2 separate regions of the Homo sapiens genome follow, and region 2 is linked to region 1. A link is a loop called in an ENCODE intact Hi-C map of the cell type or tissue named here. Cell type or tissue: A673. All regions are shown on one strand.

Evidence for each region. A loop is a pair of places that touch in the nucleus more often than their neighbours do. Peaks named below come from ENCODE experiments on the same cell type or tissue, not always from the same donor. Only the 100,000 strongest peaks of a DNase experiment are listed, where the experiment ranks them.
Region 2: a loop joins it to region 1, with 6 times the contacts of the local background. A loop is called at or near these places in 2 of 110 quality-filtered maps.

Annotation. Positions count from the first base shown.
Region 1 is chr3:189,837,303-189,839,802 of GRCh38, reverse strand. The region is part of intron 4 of TP63 (tumor protein p63); the gene reads right to left. Among named protein-coding and RNA genes, the nearest start is that of MIR944, 8.6 kb to the right of the region's middle. In A673, no CTCF peak of the experiment used is centred here; DNase peaks (open chromatin) are centred at 1,282 and 1,712; H3K4me3 peaks cover 475 bases; H3K27ac peaks cover 2,500 bases.
Region 2 is chr3:189,499,994-189,502,493 of GRCh38, reverse strand. No RefSeq gene overlaps it. Among named protein-coding and RNA genes, the nearest start is that of TP63, 130 kb to the left of the region's middle. In A673, no CTCF peak of the experiment used is centred here; DNase peaks (open chromatin) are centred at 1,163, 1,563 and 1,953; H3K27ac peaks cover 2,500 bases.

The DNA of each region.
Region 1 (2,500 bases):
CTGCCCACTGCAAGCTTGTCCTGAGTGTGGAGAAAAAGCCACATGATATTCAGGGTACAGTGCTTGGTCCAGGGTAAATGCCTGATGAACAGCAGCTATCACGATTGCATCACACTATTTAGCTGAGCTGTTGTTTCCACTAGGCAGTTTAACTGCTAGACAAGTAACACAAGGAATTTCCTAAACAAACTTCTGGAGATCAATCTTTGACTAAGGTACTAGTTAATATTACCGTATAAGAAGATACGTTTTGGGGTGAATCACAAAACAAAGAAAATAAAGGGGAGGGAGATTGAAATAAAAATAGAAGGCCTGTTTCAATACTGGAACTTAAATCACTATAAATGGATGCTCCATTCTATGTCTGAAGTTCCTATAATATTTTATAGGAACCACACTTTACTATTTTTCTTCCAAGGTCGGGGAAGTCCAGGTTCCACTTTGTGCTTCTAACTGCAATATTTAAACCGTAATCCCTCTGTACTGTCCTTCCGGCAGGAATTAAGTCAGATAAGCAAAGAGCTTTAAATCTCTTCATGAAAGAGTGCCGACAATAATTGTTGAGAATCACTGTTATTCTGACATTTTAGATCCTTCATTCTTCTCTCTTCAGAGAAATGGATGCCCAGGTGTAAATATAATAGGATTTAAAAACGAGGAAAATGAGTAGCAAATGGATTTCAAAACATAAACAGAGTCCATGCTCATTGGTATACTTAAATCTACTTTTTCTTTTTCTTTTTTTTTTTTTTTTTTTTTTTTAGCTTAGGATACTAGTTGCTTTTTAGTGCACCTTAAAAGTGAACCTGCAAATGCTGAGAAGTTTAAGGGACTTTAAGGTCCCTTCAACTACAGCTGTCCCCAAGGTTTCAAGTGAACAATAATGAGATAAATTTAGTTCAAGGCTCTACTATCCTATAGGCAAATTGCTGAGTTTCTTTATTCTAGATAAGTACAGGAAACCAATATGCTGAAATACTGAGATCCTAGGGGTATTAAGATACTGCCAAAAAGGAAAGGTGTAACTTAATCAATTAGATCAGATTTGCTCTTTAATACCTTCAAGCCAAGTTTTAAACTTTTGCTCTCCTCTCCTTTTTTAAGGGAACCCCTGGATAATTGAAACAATTTTGAGACATCTATTTCCATCGTTGATAATTAGGTACCGTGTGGGCCACTAATACATAAGCATCTGTGTTGGCTGGGGGTAGGTGTAGGGGGTGCTTGGGGAGAGATTTAAACAAACCCTTTCCTCTACTTGCAACATCTCTTAAAAGCTTGTCATCATGTTACTTCCTATTTCTTTAGAGTTCATTTGTTTAAGACGGAAACGTGCTTCATCTTGTTCGCTTTTTCTGCATTCTTTGTAAACTTAATATTCTAATTAGCCCCAACACGGAAAAGAATGTAACACAACTGTCTTAGTTGTGCCATAGAGTTAGAATCTATCTATTAACATGTTTTAGTAATAACAAGAAAAATAATAAAAACAAACCTATTATGAGAAGCTGCCCATGCCAATAAATTTGAAACATTACCAGGAATATAAAGGAAGGAAGGAAACAGGTGAAGACACTCACAGCAACAACAAAAAGGTAGGAAGAATAAATAGGAGAGAGGAAGGGAGGTAAGAAGGAAGAAAGAGAAAAGGAGGGAGGGGGGCTCAGGAAACTGTGGAAAACAAGTGTCATAGCTTAGCTCATATTTAATCTTGTCACCTCACTAATCCTGACCTCACTATGGCAAGAGAGATGAAAAATTTCCTTCTGCTTAGAGAGTTGGTGATTGAGCTGGGAATGGGGTTACCAGATAATCTCCAGCCTAATTAAAATTTAATTGTAAAAGCAATGAAATTTTTCAGCATAAGTAAGGAATATTGGCCAGGCACAATGGCTCATGCATGTAGTCCCAGCACTTTGGGAGGCCAAGACGGGAGGATTGCTTAAGCCCAGGAGTTCCAGACCAGCCTGGGAAACATGGCAAAACCCCTGTCCCTAAAGAAAAAAAAAATACATAAATTAGCCATCAGGAAGCTGAAGTGGGAGGACTGATTGAGCCTGAGAGGTAGTGGCCACAGTGAGCCATGATTGCACCACTGCACTTCAGCCTGGGTGACAGAAGGAGACTCTGTCTCAAGAAAACAAAACAAAATAAAACAAAAGTAATAACTATTGCATGGGATTCCCTTATGCTAAACATTTTTTCATGGTTTATTTGAAATTCACATTTAACTGACATCCTTGGTTTTTATTTGCTAAATCTGGCAACTCTAGCTAGAAAGGATAAGTAAAAATTTTAAGAAGTTTCTTAAATTTCTTAATTTAAGATTTAAATTTAAAATTTCTTAATTTGAAATTGGATTTTTGGAACCTGAAATTGGAAATTTCAAATTTAATTCCATATGCTCATCATCTATATTCAATAGTTAACTAACATTTTGCCAATCTTCAAGGTAGATTGCCAGGATGATAACAACTCTTAAGTTTCTGGTAGATAGATG
Region 2 (2,500 bases), 340 kb after region 1:
AGCCCTTACGGTCAGAACCATGCCTTCTTTCACCTTTCACAAGCTGTCTTCTGGTCACTGAGACTAAAGCTGTTTAAGGCCAACCCACTTGGTTTCACTTAAGGAACATACGTCTTCCTCGAGAGACTAGCAGGACTTGAAAATTGATAAAAAGTTGAACCAGCCTAAGTCCCTCAACACCCAACCTCTTTTCACCATGTATATATAGTCAAAGAAGAATAATGTTTTCATCATAGCACAATTCTAGCTTGTGTCTAATAAGAACTGTAGACCTATGGGAAAGAAAGAAATAATGGTGTTGATCTGTCACTGAATATGAAGCTGTCCACAATTAGACTAATAAATGGAAATCAGAATGCTTAGCCTCTGCTTACTGAGTGGATTTTAATTAAGTTGTTAAAATCATTTTGTGTGATCCCAAGGGATGAATCCAGGACTGATGTGTGAACACTACAGTGCAAGGATGGGAGAAATAACACTTACTGAGCACATATTGTATACTGTGATAAATTGTGGCATGTACTTTCTGAGAGATGAAGTTGTTTAAAAATAGATTCATCTGCCTTAAAAGATAATGGGTTGCCTGGTACTGGAGGCATTCAAATTCGATTTTCGTTCAATTTCTACTTTTTCCAATAATCCTTCTGGTTACTCCACTTTTCTGGATCCTGGTACACTTTTTATTTTGCTAATGCATTTTTCTGCTTCTATTCTTACCTCCTAAAATCATTGCAGTTAGAGTAATAATTTAAAAATGTGAAATGCATCAAACTATACTGAAAACACTTCAGTGACTTTTAAATACAAATCAGAGCTCTTAACATGCAGTACATGGCCTGGCTGGCGCTACCTTTCTAATTCCATTTCTTCCACTCTCCTCCATGTACCCCAGGCTCCAGACATGGAGCCTTCTTTCTGTTGTGTGGACAGGCCATGCTCAAGCTTTCCTCAGCCCATTTGCACTTTCTGGGTCTTCCGTCTGTGATAGTCTCCCCTCAGAACAACACCGGCCCCAGTTCAACATTGGGATCTCAGCAAAATGTTTCCCCCTCAGAGAAACCTATTTTAATAGCCCTTTATGAAATATAAAAGCCCTACTTGCATTCAATCACTTTAAAACCTATTTTGTCATTGTATTCTTTTCATGTCCTCCACTTATACCACCAGAATGTGTGTTCCAAGAAAAGAGAGGCCTTGTCTATTTTATTCAGAACTGCATTTCTAGCACTTAAAGTGGTGTCTGGATGGGAAAACAAGGAAGGAAGGAAGGAAGGAAGGAAGGAAGGAAGGAAGGAAGTGAAGGAAGGAAGGAAGGAAGTGAAGGAAGTGAAGGAAGGAAGGAAGGAAGTGAAGGAAGGAAGGAAGGAAGTGAAGGAAGGAAGGAAGGAAGTGAAGGAAGGAAGGAAGTGCAGGAAGGAAGGAAGGAAGTGAAGGAAGGAAGGAAGGGTTAAAAGGTTCTAAACTACCTATTTTAAGCAGTTTGTTAGCCAATACGTGTTTACCAAGTATTGCACAATTTCATTTTCAAGCTTTAAATGGATTTTAAAGATAAACTGACACATAACCCAATCCATGTCCTTTTTCCTACAAACAAATTGTCTTATTTAATCACTCTGTTACAGAGATGGAGAAATTGAAGGCCTGTGCAGTTGACTTGCGCAGGGTCATGTGGCAAAGCTGAGACATGTTTTTTTCCACTGCATCACCCTGGAATTTCTTAAACACTCCAACCAGACTTACACCTTTCCTCTAAAGAAAGCAAGAGAGAGTTCAGAGTCCTTATTTTTAAACCTGCATTAAATGGAAACCTTTGGAAGAGCAGGTGGTGGTAATGCTATGAATCTGGCTCAGCAAGGGAACACTGAGGTCATGATATTTTTCACATTTAGTAACTTCAAAAATATAGAGATGACGTAAACTTCCTAAGACTTGTTGCCAGCCTAGCGATACTGGTAACTCTGGGCAGGAGGGCACGTCATTGGTCATGACAGACACATGCATGGCCAATGAGCTCTCTCTAGTCAAAAGAGATGCTCTGGTAATGTTTTCAGATAGCTGTCTTGGATTCACATCCTGCTTACAGTAACACTAGCAAGGCTGCTTAAATTTCCTGTTAGATACATGACAAAAATATCCTATGATGTGAAGAAGTTGCTAAGACCAAATAGTACCTACTTCATAGAGTCGAAAGATTTAATGAGTGAAAACATTTAATATGCTTTGCACAATCTCTGGTACTTAGTAGTGCTCATTAAATGTCACTTTTTAAAATAAAATACTAGTTTAGATGAAAGTGCATTTTAATGTTCTATATTTCTGAGTTAAATTGGGCTTCTTATCTCTCTGCCTGCTCCGATCTCTGCTTACAGTAACACACTTGACAATGGAAGAATCATGTAATCATAGGTCAGACCCTAAAGGAACATTCAGAATGGTCGCCTGCTTACAAGTTAGGTGACTGAAGCAAACAGAGAAAAATGGCAACAGACTGAGAGACTTA